Linked DNA regions of Homo sapiens: region 1 is linked to region 2. The links are chromatin loops, found by intact Hi-C in ENCODE. Cell type or tissue: mammary epithelial cell. All regions are shown on one strand.

Region 1 (8,000 bases), 430 kb before region 2:
AAGGAGAGTTATAGATAATCCAATGGTGAACCCGGGCTTTCATTGACAAGCTCAGCTAATCAGTATGTCTTCCTAGGGATATAAATGAGAAGATAAACGTGGAGATCACCACTCACCAAATGCTGCCTTGTCATATATTGAGCAAAGTTTCTGAGTCAACCCCATGGCATCATACACAAAGAAACTAGAATAGTGGAACCCAACCCGAGCTTGGGAGACTTCCTAGGAATCTTGAAGGAGCCTAGTTTTGAGATTGCCAGTATATAAAATTCTGCAAAGAATGATCTAAATTTATCAGAAACAGCAGTTGTGGAGGCTCACAATGAAGAAGATATTTATTTAACAATTAGAATACAGGATAGTTCTTTAGAAGAGATGCCTGGGATGCCTAACTTCAGAAATGTAATGACCTCTCTTGTGGGTACCCCACCTGTGACCTCAACTTCAGAAAAATGTAATGACCTCTCTGCCTAGATCCTTAACAAACAAACAAAAACTAACAGATACCACCTCTATACATCTTCTTTGACTCTTGAGAGCTAAAATTTCCTTCAGAGGGAATTTCCTTAAACAGGAACTACAAAGCTGGGGTAAGATAACTATGTTCCAGGAATATAGGTAAAATCTTTTAAGTTTTTTTATTTTTCATTTTTTTAATTTTTAATTTTTTTAAAGCATGTGAATTAATGGTAGAAGCCTGGTCCAAGATAAGATGATCTGGCAGCTAGTCGTGGTGGTATGTGCCTATAATCCCAGCTACTCAGGAGGCTGAGGGAGGATCCTTTGAGTCCAGGAGTTTGAGGCCAGTCTGGGCAACATAGCAAGACCCTGTTTCAAAAAATATATATATATATCTGGCAGTCCTGGTGGCCCACCAGCTCTATAAGAGTTATGGGGGTGGCTCCCACCATGGCTCCTGTTGCAGTAAGATAAATCTGGTGCCCAAATCCCAGAAGGTCATAGTTACATTCTACTCCACAACGGGATACCACCCTTCTTAAGATGGAAGGTGGGGGTGGGGTGTCAGTTGTCAACCAGTGAATTTTAGAAGAGACAGACACACACTGTTTATTACTCATTCTGTGCTAAAATCTGCCTCCCTGTAGCCTCCACCCACTGGCCACAATTCTACGACCCTGCACATCTAGTTCCCCTTTTCCCATGACTACTCTTCGGACACCTGAAGGCAGCCTTCATTTGTGCCCGAGGCTTCTCTCCATCATGAATGCCCTACATTTCCACAGATGTCCCTCAAATGACAGGAAGGCTCAGCAGGAAGATTTTGTCAGCTCCCAGAGAAGTGGGCTTCTCTTCCACAGCGTATGGAAGTGGATGGCCAATGGCCAGGATGGGCCCTGGAGACAAACTCCTAGGTTGCACTGGCCGTAGGAAACCTCTCCCTCAAGTTTGGCCACTGGAGGGCTCTAATGTGCCCAGTGGATGCCACAAACCTGGGGCTCTAGTGTTATGGGAAGGCAGGAGGCAGGTGACAATCACTAGTTTAGGCAGTGCCGTCCAGACTTGGGGTTGGAACCTCCCAGTTGGTTGTACAATCAATTTAATGCGTCACAGTTGGCAAGTTTTTAAAAAAAGGAAGTAAGGCCGGGCACAGAGGCTCATGCCTGTAATCCCAGCACTTTGGGAGGCCGAGGCGGGCAGATCACAAGGTCAAGAGATCGAGACCATCCTGGCCAACATGGTGAAACCCCACCTCTCCTAAAGATACAAAAATTAGCTGGGCTTGATGGCACACGCCTGTAGTCCTAGCTACTCAGGAGGCTGAGGCAGGAGAATCGCTTGAACCCGGGAGGCCGAGGTTACAGTGAGCTGAGAGCGCGCCACTGCACTCCAGCCTGGGTGACAGAGCGAGCTCCGTCTCAAAAAAAAAAAAAAAAAAAAAGGAAATAAAACAGAATAGAAAACTTCAGAGTACCTGGTACTTACTATAGTTTTATAAAACGTTTGCTTCAGTAATTTATATATGTGTACTGTATTCTGAAACAAAATATATTTTTACTTTGGAGTTGTGATTTTTAAAAAACCCACTGGTTAGAACCACACACACGTACACATGTACATACATACATAATCACACACATTATATATAATATATATAAAAGACACATATACATGTAAACACACACATATTATGTTGTTTTTAAGACATCCCTTCAACAGAGCCTTTTTTTTTTTTCTGCAACAGGGTCTCAGTCGATCACTTAGGCTGGAGTACATGGCTTGATCATGGCTCACTGCAGCCTTGAACTTCTGGGCTCAAGTGATCCTCCTAGTTAGCCTCCTGAGATGCTGACACATGCACCACCACACCTGACTACTTTTTTATTTTTATTTTTGTAGAGGCAGGGTCTTGCTATGTGGCCCAGGCTGGTTTCAAACTCCTGGCCTCAAGTGACCCTCCCGCCTTGGGTTCCTGAAGTGCTGGGAAGCTCACAAGTATGAGCCACCATGCCTGGCCCAGAGTGTGTTATTTAGTACTGGCCTGAGGAAACCTTGGTAGGGTCATTTCAAACACATTCTTATAGATTTCATCACCAGCTCTGTGTCCGTCAGCTTATGAAGTAACCTGCTGGGCTGAGTGTTTCTATCCTATCCCCAGTTTACCAGCATAAAGAGCTGGTATGGGGAAAACTCAGAGGACAGGGCATGCTTCTGTGTGGTCACCGGATGTGTCATACCAGACACCTTGGACATTGGCTTAAAAAGTAATAAAAAATACAGTCAAATTCCCAGTGTCTGCTATAGTAGAGGGAGGAGGTGCACAAAGAAGGCAAAATACAGTAACAGATTAATATTTGGCCTTTCAACATATTACAAGTTAAAATGTGATGTAATTACTGCTAAAAAAAATTAACAAGGCAACACTCTGTGTCTGAGTTAATGCTGCCTCCTTGATTATGTCTTTTGGCCACGATGAATGTAAAACAGGATTCAATACTAAGCATCTATTGCTTTTTTTCTATAGCTTCCCTCCCTAAGAAAAATAAATGGATCAATAATAAAAGGGCTTAACGTTGCCACAGGGGAGGGAAAGTTTGTTTGTGCAGTCTGTGTTAAAACAGCAACAACTTTCTTGTGCTACACTCTCCTACTCCATTCCAATTACTCTGTCCCTCACACCTAGAAAAACCCCAGTACCAGCCCAGGGTTGGGAGAGACTCCAAGCCCTGAGGGGTAAACAACTCCTATCACAGCCCTCTTTCCCTTATCTGGTTCACATATTTCCTGTACTTGCTGATTCACTGAGAAGACAAGCTGAATCCAGCCTGCTCTCCTTTCTAACTCTTGCAAACTGGGGATCTGATAGAAAATTCTTATAACAAAGCTGGCCTGGTGACTCATGCCTATAATCCCAGCACCTTGGGAGGCTGAGGCAGGCAGATCACTTGAGGTCAGGAGTTTGAGACCAGCCTGGACGACATGGAAACCCCATCTCCGTTAAAAAAAAAAAAAAAAAAAATTAGCCAGGCATGGTGGTACCTGCCTGTAATCCTAGCTACTCGGGAGGCTGAGGTGGGAGGATCGCTTGAACCTGGGAGGCGGAGGTTGCAGTGAGCCAAGCTCGCACCTCTGCGCTCCAGCCAGGGTGAAGAGAGAGACTCCGTCTCAAAACAAAAAAAAAGAAAGAAAATTCTTATAACAAGAGATGTCTTGTTATCTTCAAGAGCCTTGATTTTAGCTCTTCAGAGACATCATGCTATTTGACCTGTGGATGACTATTTTACAAATTTGTCTTCTACATCCTGCCTACATTGGTAGAAAATGACTTTTTGTCCTTTGAGCACAGTGTGTTCAGCAGGCAGGAGAGGCCAGGGAGGTGGAAGGAGGTGGGAGAGGTAGGAGGTGGCAGATGGGAGTATGCTGGGAATGGCAGCAAATCAGGAGATAAGAGAAGCAGGCCCAAGACTGAAAACTCATTAGGTGATTAAAATGTCAGTATGTGCACCCCAGATTTTTACTTGGATCATCATTGTTGGTGTAGTTACACCCAAATGAAGTTATTTGGCCATAGTAATAAAATGAAGAGTACATTTTTAGTGGTTACTCATTTTTATACACTAAACAGAAAACTTTAAAAAAATGTTGTTACCTGGTTTGTTCTTGCTGCAGTGTGTTGGGATCAGGTATAAAAAATCTTACTCGAAAATGCAGGGTACAGGGGAAACCTCCTACAACATTTTTCAAAAACAAATTAAATTTTCCCTTTGACAAAGTCAATGTATGTAAGTTGCTTCTCTTCCATAAGTGATGCATTTTTTCACTCAACCATAGCTTTTTCCATTATAAAAGGGCTAATTTCAAACATGGAGTACATAAGTTAGTTGTTTCAGAAATCTCCAAGTCTTCAAAAAGTAAAACATTTATGCAACATCAGCACAGACTGAGTTATCATCTACTTCCTAGCACACGTTTATCTTAGGGCTGTGTTTAAACATTGCACTCCGTCATCTGTATTAGGAATTTAAAAAATCCTTAAATCGGCATTATTATGCAAAATATACAAAGAAATAATAGCCTGCGTTTGTGTAGCCATTTATAAGTTTCAAGCATTTTCATGTACATTCCTGCATTTCAACACCACCATGACTATGAGTGGGCTACGCTGCTACTGGTAGCCCCATTTTACAGATAAGCCAATTAGAGGTGACTTGCCTTAGGTCACACAGCTGGTGACAAAACCAGAATTAGAGTAATGAGATCTTTGATTCTGCTATACCACATTTCAAAATCATTTTTAAACTAGAAAATATCTCATGCTTTTAATGTAAAGTATATTAAGTTAGTATACTAGTAAATCACACAATGAACATATTCAAATACGGCTTTATGCATCAACATCTAGAGTCAATTTGCTTGTGTGGATAAAATTAGTCCATTTCTTCTCACAGAGACGGCAACAGGAGAAGATCAGATTGTGCTGCTAAGATCCCAAGATCTTCATGTCAATTTCACCATCATCCCTCAGTAAATATTCGCCAGCCCTATCTAGGCACTGAGCACTTTCTTGCTCTCTGCAACTCAAGTCCTTCTCACTAGCCTGCTAGATCTCCTCCTCTACCTGAGATCATCCTGAGCTCTACCCTCCCTGCTCTTTAGTGCTTTCTTTCTTCATCTGCAGCGTGTGTTCAAAGAATCCCTAACGGGGGTGTGCCCCTGAGTACACCTGTCCACATGTCTAGGTACCAGCGGATGGCGCTATGACAATCTGCACATCAGGGGAGAACAATGTCCTCCTGCTGCCTTGGGATGCTTGTTCACCTCCCCTCCCCCTCTTCTAAAACTTTTCATCTCTGCGCTGCAGGCATAGCCTCTTTTTCTTTCTGGCTGTCCCCTATCGTGTGCTTACTATTATCATAGAATGTCGAACCCTCTGGGCTGTCTGCACACTTGGCTGTGGGCTCCTTGAGGGGAGAGTCCAAATTTGATCTGGACTGGATTCCCAGGGCTTAGCCCAGCACCTTGCCACAGTCTGAGCTCAGGATACGTTCACCGAAAGCAGGAGTTAATGAGAGAATGAATGACAACACCTATTCATGCCTTGTGTGGACTCATTCCTGGGGACTTGGATGAGGCAGGTATTTGTCTGCAAGTGGCCCTGAGGCTCCCACAGGTACTTCTGAACGCAGAGGATGCAGCTCATGGGAGGGAAGAACTTTGAGAATCGGGCTCCCTGTGGGGGCAGCAGTGAGACGGGAGCGAAGGCCACTGTGTCTACTTCTTCCTGCCTGGGTGCTGAGGCAGGTGTGCGTGTGTGTGTTGGGGGGCATCCTGTGTATGCGCACCTGCGTGCGCAAATCCACTTGCCCTTCTCCACTCCGCCATGCACTGGCCACTTTTTGTGTGTGTTGGGCACCTTGGGGATGCAGAGAGAAATATAACAAGGGTCCTAACCTCAAGGAACTTGCAGTTCTGAGAGGGAACTAAAGGCAACTAACACAGATGAGGACAAGAGCATTCAGAACCCCAACACGGGTGATGGTAAATCTAAGAGAATGTCGAGGGAGCCACCCACAGTTTCTAGGAGAGGAAATGAGATCTGAGCAGCCTTGAAAAAAGGCAGGATTTCGACAGAGGGAAGTGGGAGGGAAAAGCATTCCCAGCAGATGGAACAGACTGAGGGGAGGCACTGGGAGGCCCTGCAGATCAGCCAGGTTGGTCTGGGGCATGAGTGGCATAAAGGGGAACAATGCTGGCAATGTTGGAACATCAGGCCGAGAGCAGATCAGGGCAGAGGGTGGACTATGGTGTGGCCTGACTGGCCACCGAACTGGGAGTTAGCTGCAGCACTGGGATTCACTCCTGAGAGATAAGCGGTAGTTTGGAAGACTTAATCTTTTATATTGGTGACATTACCTACTTATGGTTCGGTTTTCCGTGAACGCGACTATGCTGTTGGAAAGTATGAGGTGTTTGTGTTTGTCTATCTCCCTGTCTCTCTTGTCCACCCTGGCTCTCACATCGGGCTAAGTAAGGCCATCCTCCTTCCTTTTCCTTCCTTGAATACAGAAATGTGGGTTCCCTCGCTCTGAGCTGCCTACTCTCACCCTTCCCCTTCTTTCCCACAGCTGGGGCGGATCCTAGAGGGCTGATCTGGAAGCATCTCTGCTGACTCAGAAGTCAGACAGGGAGAAGTCGGCTCACTCATGACTCCTGGACACCCGGAACTACAGGTACCAGATGTCACAGGCACTGACGATTGGAGGGGAGAAACAGGCTGTGATACACTAACACCTAATGTTCGACTGAAATGAAAAGATCACACCAACCTTTTAACTGCTTCCTGATGGCTTTGCTTGCTTCCAGCCATCTCTGTTGGACAAGAAAACATAAAATATAAAAGCAAACCGTGAAGGAGTTCAGCACATTTTTTAAAAATGGCACTTACAGGAGAGTCCACGGAGTCGTCATCATGCTGTAAACCAAAATATTCCTTTTCAGTCACACCCAGGTGGTTGTGCACCATATCCAGAAGAACCTGGCCAGTGTCTTGTTTCTAGAACAAAGGAAATTATCAAGTGGGAAAAGTCTTAAATTAATTGGTGGTAAAAACATCTTTACTGTAGGCAAAAAAGAGTTAAAATATTCAGAAATGCTATGCACACACACTTCCCACCACAAGAAAAGCTTTAATAAATTTTAAGAAGCCACACAGCACATATGGGAAGTAGGGCTAAGAAAAATGACATCAACACAAGACAATACGAGTTTAATTTAATTGTCTAAGATTTCTTCCTTCCCCCTTAGCTGCAATTCCCAAGTGATAATGTCTAAATCGGAAAACTCAGCTCTCATAATCACAGTGAACTCCCTGTGGCCTCCAGTGGATTATCCACAATGAAATGCTAACCCCAGGGTGGTTTCTGTTGGCTCCTCAGGACACACCTGTGGCTCCTACTCCTGGAGAAGCCACCGAAGTGCATGTCCAGGAAAGGAAAGCTCTCACCTAACAGCCTAAAGGAAGACAGCTAAAAATACTCAACTGCCATTCAAAATACCCTCAGAGTGATGTGGCCTGTGCCACCCTGTGGGATTATCTGCCTCCCTGCTTCCCCTTCCCATCATCTGAAGTGAGAAGCTGAGGGGCACGTTCAACCACACGCCTCTTCAGATCAGGACTCCATTGCCTTCCCCGCTCCATGTTTATGGGGCAGGCACGGTGTGGGAATGGGGACACGGCCATAAGAAGCTCCCTTTTCCTGCCCCAGCCATGGAGGCAGTGGCTGTAACAGAGTGTCAAAGGCCGTCGAGGGCTGTGAAACAGTCGAGGCACAGTGGACACCCAACGGGACCACACAAATGGTCATCTCGACTGGGGCCGTAGAGGAAGCAACCCCCTGATCTGGGTTTGGGAGGAGGACAGGGCCAAGCATCACCCCTCCCCTCCAGGCACACGAGCTAAAAACAGGCCTTTGGATCAGATGGCCCGGCACAAAGGCCCAGGGATGGCAAACAGCATGGAGTGTTTGGAAAACTGCAAATTC
Region 2 (8,000 bases):
TGAATAGTTCTAAAGGCTCATTGCAAACATGAGCACCCTACGGTGTTACAAAGTCCCTGTGGATTGGCTGGCATGGCTCTGCTGATAGGGCTGAGCTCACCTACGTGACTCTAATCTGCGTGTTGCCTGAGTCCACTCTTGTTTACCCTGCACTAACAGGCTAACCATGATGCTGTCTCTTTCTGGCAATGGGAGAGGTACAAGAGGGCTGAGCAGAAACAAGGCCTAGGCTCAGACTGCCCACAAGCCATCTGCCAAACCAAGTCAATGAGCAAGCCCAAAACCAAGGGAAGAGACAGCCAGCCAACTTTTAGTGGAAGGAACACAGATCAGGGAAGGGTGAAGAATGGGGATGAATAATTCAGTTTTCCAGGAGCATGATTGTTGAATTGAAAACTGCAAGCATTCAGGAAAATGGACCGGCATTAGGGAAACTACAGAAAAGACATTTAAAAAGAAAGAGGACTGGCTGGGCACAGTGGCTCATGCCTGTAATCCCAGCACTTAGGGAGACCGAGGCAGGTGGATCACCCGAGGTCAGGAGTTCAAGACCAGCCTGCTCAACATGGCAAAACCCCATCTCTACTAAAAATACAAAAATTAGATGAGTGTGGTGATGGTCGCCTGCAATCCCAGCTACTTGGGAGGTTGAGGCACGAGAATCGCTTGAACCCGGGAAGCGGAGGTTGCAGTGAGCTGAGATCATGCCACTGCACTCCAGCCTGGCAACAGAGTGAGACTACATTTCAAAGAATAAAAATAAAAATAAAGAGGACTAACTAAAACAATGCAAGAATGCAGAGAGAAAGGAAGAAGAGAGTAAGAGAGAATATGAGTGACTTCAAGATCAAATTTGCGATCTGATCTTTATATAATAGGAATCTTGAAAACTATAAGATCAGATGCAGAACCATTAAATAAAGGCATTTTAAGGGAAATCTTCATTACTCAAGGCAAAACATTAATCTGTAGATCTTTAGATTTGGGCCCCCTAGTCTAAGTCACCCCCAGCAATCAATTAGATTCTCCTAAAGAGATACATAAACTGGTTGCAAACTATAAAGTATATTAGTACAGTTGTGCCCTGAAGGTATTTTCGTCCTTGTTGTTGAACTAAGAATAGCTTGAAGACACTGAAGGAGGAATAGAGAATAGTAACCAAAGAACAAGGAACATTTCTACAAAGAAAGACTAAGGGAAATTGGGCCATTTAGTTTAGATAACAAAAGGATAATGGTATCATAACTCAGAACTTCAAGTGTATGTAGGATCTAGGCCATGTCTTAATTCTTTATGTGCAGGCCATTTTGAATATGGCAAAGACTTCAAATAAAGCATGCAAATTTCTACTTAGATGTCTATTTCCCTAGATACCTCCTAGAAGAAAGAACATAATCACCTTTTAATTCTTATTCTGTGATTCTTTACAGTGCCAGTAACTGTACAAGAAGTTCCAGGTTTACAGACATGTTTTTTTCCAAAATGTTATTTATAAATTGGTGGTGGTTTGGAAGGGCGAATGTTGTTCCTCTGCCAGAATTATTATATGTGGTGCTTAGCTTTTGAGGGCAGCCCACGAAGAAGGAAGGAATGGAGGAAGGAAGGATGGAAAAATGTAACTAGAATATTAAACCCTGGGCATTAGAATCACTTGGGAAGGTTTTTAAAAATAAGAATTACCAGGCCTCATTCTAGGAAATTTGGATTTAGTGATCCAAGTAAGGAGTCCTGTAATCTGTTTTTTAAAAGGGTGTTCCAGATAATTCTGTTGTATGGTCAGGTTCAAGAATGATTGCAGTAAATGGAAAAAAGGATAGACCATAAATGAAATCCCATTTTAATACCTAGAAACCCCCCAAGGAGAGTGGGAAGTAAATCATGTTTATAAGAAAACTGGCTTCACACACAAGGATAAAGGACAACCCAACCCTTGATTCAGACTGTTTCTGAGCCTTCCTACTTTGACCCAAGGATATGTGAAACCTGCTTTGGGGATTCCTGTAGGTGAGAGTAGCTCTGGCTTAGAGCTGAAGTCTCTCCTCCATAGGCCCCACAGTAGAGCTAAGCTTTCATTTGAAGTGGATTAGAAACAGCCTTGGTTTACCAGGCTAAAGATGATCCAGGTCAGGAAAACTGTGTGCTTTACCAAAGGCCAGAAAATTCTACCATTCTTCCAAGATTTCTTGCTAAAATTCAAAGTAATGTGGTCTTGAAGGGGTGACACCAAAGCAGCTGCAAAGGAAGAGGAAAACCCGGCTGCCACAGTGGAGAAATAGATTGTCATTCTTTTGCACAGCTTTTCCCTGGGTAATGTCAGGATTATATTTTTGGCTCCCTGGAAACCAGAATTAAAATAGGCTAAATAAGATTGGAATTGTTGAAAGCAAAATCTGTAGACGTTTCCTTTTTTGAATTTTTTGAATGTCCACATCTTCTGTATGCTTTGCTTCTTTTTGGAGTGACGTATTGAGAAAGCCCAAGAGATTGTTTCTGGCTTGGGCCCATTGCCAGCCATTGTCCGTGCCATTATTGTGTGTGGTGGGTCCCTGGAGGCCACATGTGGACCTCGGGTTGATACTTTCGGAGATTGTAGGTAGTTCGAGCCACACTAGCCCTGTTTACTTCATGTCTGCCCCAAGCATCAAGTCTTGTTGTTTACCTTGTCACTTTCCCACTTAAGATTCTCTTTCATTTCACTGGGTTTTACTAAAGTGTTTGAAATACAGGGTTTTTAACTTCCTTTGATTAGTGAGAAATATGGGGAAAATTTATCTCCCAACCTTATCAGTTGGGGGCAGACCAACCCCAGTGAAGATGAGAAACTTCATGGAGTATTAAATGAAAATGGGATGAGCTGTCACAAAGCCAGGATGTTAATTCTAGCTCTGCTGATCATTTGCTGTGTGACCTTGGGCAAGTCTTTTGCTCTCTTCAGTCTCAGTTTCCTCATATCTTCAGTGAGCCATCTCTCGGGATCTTCCAGCTCTGGTATTCTGAGTTTCTCTAATTTGAGGAGTTGGTTAGAGATCTCTTTTCTCAACAGTGTACCTGTTCCGAGAAATGTTACTGTTATAGAAGGAAGTGGTTTTGGAAACGGGTCAGAGTGGAGGAAAGAGGTTGAGTTCTCAAAAAACTAAAGGCTAGGTATAAGTAACTGATTCATCACAGAGATGACTAATTCATCAGAACAGCTGTCTGTTCTAAAATATGTCACATCAAATATTCATTGAATAAAATATTGAAGTCTCAACTGCTAACCTAGAGAGAGCCAAGCAGCTTTTAAAAAATCAGGATAGAAGTGTACTTTTCATTTCCACATTGGACCTGTGATTCTCTGAGTACCTGTGTGGGTCTCTGGTAAATACCAGAATTCACTTAATTTTCCATATTGTTAGGAGGCTCAAAGCCAAAGGCGTAGAGACATTAGGCATAAGCATATGTATCTTATTAAGCATCTGTATGTTATGTTGTGGGGTTTGGCAACCAAGAAGATGACAGTTACTTACAACTGTTCTAGAAAAGGCAACCACTGAAACATTCATTGAAATCACAAAGGACACTTGCTTGAGATTCATTGTGTTCTTCACATTTGCTATTTTTAACTCCATGATTCACTGTTCTTTTGAGCAGGGAGGGGAACACTCCACAGTGGCATTCCACATCTGTGCACTTCCAGCCGGGGTCCCCACCCCACGTTCAGCCACATTTGCAGCCCAATTATTGTTTCCATTCTTTTGTTTCCTTCCAAAATAAAACTATATATGCTATGTATACAGTAAACTATATAGTAGTGTCTCTATATTGTGTAATATTTCCTGTTTTGTCACTCCCTTCTGGGTAGCGGCCTAGCTTTTCTGCCTCCATTTAATTCATTAATTTTCTAATTTAAGCCTTGTAATACTCCCATGAGGTAGTGATGATGATGATGATGATGAAGAGAGAAGAGAAGCACAGGAGGTGAAGTAACTTGCTGCCCCCCCCTAAAAAAATTCAATGGAAGGACATACAAGATGAATGAAAAATAATTTTAAAAAAGTGAAAGAGCAAGTATTTGAACTCAACTCTGCCTAATTCTAAAGCATGTTCTCAAAAATCCCAACAGAAGTTGTTATTTTAAGCTAAATTTTTTTGAGACCTCTGATATTGAGTGAAATTACACTAACGTGCACCTCGTGATGTAGGAGGAGGGACAGGTAATGTGATTCTCCCTCCTCAACCTCCACACATGCTTCTTCAGAAGGCGGTGCATCAGACGCACCATGACTCTGGAGGTGCCGGTCTTCAGCCTATTGTGGGTGGTCATCATGATGGTGAGACTGCCCCCTTCAGGTTCTTTCATGAAGTGCAGGTTTCATTTTGGGCTTGGCTCCTTTCTGTCTCTTTTGGAAGCCCTTTGTTCCTGATTGCACTTTCTAGCCTGTGTACAGTCTAAACCTCTGCGGGAAACAGTGTGTGCTTCTGAAAAGGGCTCCAGCATAGCAAACTCACTAGAAAGCCGGACCTCAGAGCTTGACCAAACTTGGCTGGAGTCCTAGTTCTGTATTTACAAGTTGTTTGATCTTGGACAAGCCATGTAAACTCTCTGGACTTAAGTGTCCTCGCCTGTACATTGGGGAAAACTATACCCACCTTGCAGTGCTGTTGTAATGTGTAGAGGTCAGGTGTGTTTGTGAAGTGCCAAGAACAGCAGGTTGTCAGTAAGAATAGTGCTGTTGGCTGGGCACTGTGGCTCATGCCTGTAATCCCAGCACTTTGGGAGGCTGAGACAGATGGATCACCTGAGGTCAGGAGTCCGAGACCAGCCTGGCCAACATGGTGAAACCTCTTCTCTACTAAAAATACAAAAAATTAGCCAGGCGTGGTTGCAGGCGCTTGTAATCCCAGCTACTCAGGAGGCTGAGGCAGGAAAATCACTTGAACCCAGGAGGCGGAGGTTGCAGTGAGCCGAGATCGCACCATTGCACTCCAGCCTGGGCATCAAGAGCAAAATTTTGCCTCCAAAAAAAAAAAAAAAAAAAAAGAATAGTGCTGTTCTTATTGTTGTTTCTTCCATCCCCCTACAGCAGAGTTTCTTAACAGCTGTGCTATTGACATTTAGGGCTGGATAGTTATTTGTTGTGAGTGGCTGTCTTGAGTATTGCAAGATGTTTAGTAGCATCCCTGGCCTCTACCTAGTGGCTTCCAGGGGCACCATTGCCCTTTCCCAGTCATGATAATAAAACATGTCTCCAGACATTGCTGAATGTTGCCTTGGGGGACAAAATCTCTCCAAGTTGAGAACTACTGCTCAAAAGCCTGGCATTATGTGTATTGATACTAAGATGAGAATCTCACCACCGAGTAGTTCCAGAATACAGAACCCTAAAAAGATTTATGAAGATAACATTAGTGATTCTCAGTGCAAAATGACAAAGTGTTTCAGTTACTTGAAAATAAAAGGCTTCTCTTATGCACTGAGCCATGAAAGTCTGTTCAGAGTTAAAAAGAAATAGTTGCTTTTTTGGTTTTTGCATTCAGTATTGTGCTGCTTTTGCAAAGGCAATAATTTTATGACAGTTCATAAAACCATGGAATCTTAGAGTATGCATAACTGACATGTTATGCGGATCAACTCCTATCTGATTCTTGAATTTGCAATGAACGTAATGAGTGGGAGTGAAAAAACAGTCTCTCCCCAAAGCCTGAAAGTGACAGGAAACTCATTTACTTGCAAAATAAAACCCAAGTATATACTGGAACAACTCTAATTATTACAGAGGATCCTCCTTTGGGATGAAAGTTTTGTTCCCTGCAGCTCCTACCCTCTCTCTGGTCCCTGCCCTATCCTCCAAGGACCACACAGAAAAAGCCCTCTTCACTGACTGAAAAAATCTAGATGCTTAGGGTTTGTGGTCAGCTTTGCAAGCTGGCACAGGTAAGGGAGGAAACACTCTGAAATTGCAGTGCAGCATTTCAACATTTCATGTGTGTTACTTAGCAACAATAGCAGGAGGCCTGCCAGATGTACCAGAGTCATCGTGCCTCGCTCAGGTTTTGTAGGATCCATTATAATCATCTCATTATTGGTCTGGCAAATTGGGTTTATAGTGCCCAGAACTATGAAAATAGTAGTTGAATTTCTTCCATACACTGAGGCCATGTAAGAGCCATATTTGGGAAATACATGCATTTCCCAGCCCTCAGAACAATTGCTGCAATGGAAGGAATTCTGCAAAGTCAACTTTTTTGGTAGCCAGTTCCAGGCTTTTTGGCCTATGATTGCCACACCCCAAGTTTTCTCTCTACAAAAAGCTTTGATAATAGTCTTTTTCCAATTTTAGGTCACCTTGCATAGCCCCTCTGGCTTGTAACGTGGTCATTTCCAACCGTTCTACATTCTTGATGAAATGAAAACAGCAAGCTTCCTGTTGACATACTCTTCCACAGTTTTCATGAATTATGCATTTTGAAGGCAGCAGACAAGATGGTGTCTCAGTCCTTTCCAGCGATTCTCCAGCATGGAGGTCTTATTTGGTACATCCATCACAAGGGCCCGGAGCCAAGATGATCTCTTGAGCACAATCCCCACTTCGTGTTTCCCCTTTTCACTGTGTAGGCCACAGGGAAGAGTACTGTGGGACCCGAGGCTGCTTGATACTCATCAAGGCCCGCTTCCTCCAGCCTTCCTAGCTTCTCTTTCCCTCAGGTCTAGGCGTGGAGCCCTCCAGGACAGCGAACGGGTGATAAAATATACAAACTGTCTCTGATTATGGGATTTTGGCTCCTTAGCCAATGCATGCAAGGATGGTAGAAAAAACACTCATCTTCCTTCTACTATCCTAAAAGCAACTTCCGACATCAAGAATTTTTTTGGATCTCTCATCCAAAGGTATAAACCTTAACAGTGGGAAATTCAGACCAGGTGAGAGGAAAGGGTTACACACTAAGAGATGACTTAGGTTTGGGTAGTTTCATCAGGAGAGGTCTGCCTGCATCCTGGTTCCTGTCCTTGTTTTGGGAAACTCTTTTTAGCATACTTGGAGTACATATTCAGTTAAACTTGCAAAGTGAAGAATCAGAGAATGGAGGCCTAAATGTGATTCACCTGAGGCCACACGCAGAGTGAGGAGATACCAGTGTGCTTCCTGCAGAAGCATCTCCCACATCTCTGCCAAGCCTTTTTATCTCCTTTGAAACAGAATCTCTAATGGAATAAACCACTCCAGGGATCCTAGAGTCTTGTGTTTGTTCCTCCTATGCAGAAAGGCAAAGGAAAAAATTAAATAATATCTGAATACCGCCCAGTGCACAGAGAGTACCTGTGAAATTACAGGGACATTCAGCCAGCAAAGAATGTCCCCCTGGCCAGGGTGCCTGGAGGAAGGCTTTTAAGCATTACCATGCTGTACAGCATGGGGCTGCCAGCTTGACCAGATTCTAGCTGGAAGGATCAGGCATCTTTAAAGACCGGTAGCATTCAGGGCCATTGCTGGGCCACATGGCTCCTTTGTGCAATTAGAAAATGCAGTTCCACAGGGTAGGCAGCACTTAGAAAGCCACTGGCTGGACTTCACCTCCCTTTGTTCCCTTGGCTAGCATCTTGGGCAACAACATTCTGTACAAGCATGCACCATGGCCCTGCTGGCTTCTTGGTCTCCACGTGCCTCCTTCTTGTTGGTCATTAAGGTTATGCCATTTTCCCCCATTATTAAGTAATGTCAGGTAAGGTCTGAGGAGATGGAGATGAAGACTTTTACAGGTCGCAGGGGAACACTGACATGTCACTCATCATTTTGTGTGTGTGTGTGTGTGAGACAGAGTCTCACTCACTCTGTAGCCAGGCTGGAGTGCATTGGCAGAATCTCAGCTCACTGCAACCTCCCATCTCCTGGATTCAAGCGATTCTCTCCTGTCTCAGCCTCCTGAATAATTGGGATTACAGGCACCCGCCACCATGCCAGGCTGATGTTTGTATTTTTCGTAATGATGGGGTTCCACCATGTTAGCCAGGCTGGCTTTGA

What was found. Peaks named below come from ENCODE experiments on the same cell type or tissue, not always from the same donor. Only the 100,000 strongest peaks of a DNase experiment are listed, where the experiment ranks them.
Region 1: it touches region 2 in a loop (5-fold over the local background); 4 of 110 quality-filtered maps call a loop at or near these places.

The regions. Positions count from the first base shown.
Region 1 is chr9:109,450,388-109,458,387 of GRCh38, forward strand. It overlaps PTPN3 (protein tyrosine phosphatase non-receptor type 3), which reads right to left. Exons shown (of 26, transcript NM_002829.4): 3 at 6,905-7,012; 4 at 6,786-6,828; 5 at 4,109-4,187. Among named protein-coding and RNA genes, the nearest start is that of PTPN3, 44 kb to the right of the region's middle. In mammary epithelial cell, no CTCF peak of the experiment used is centred here; DNase peaks (open chromatin) are centred at 2,604 and 3,244; H3K27ac peaks cover 1,882 bases.
Region 2 is chr9:109,883,713-109,891,712 of GRCh38, forward strand. The region is part of intron 3 of PALM2AKAP2 (PALM2 and AKAP2 fusion); the gene reads left to right. Among named protein-coding and RNA genes, the nearest start is that of PALM2AKAP2, 110 kb to the left of the region's middle. In mammary epithelial cell, a CTCF peak has its summit at 4,325 (motif pointing left); DNase peaks (open chromatin) are centred at 3,109 and 5,929; H3K27ac peaks cover 3,725 bases.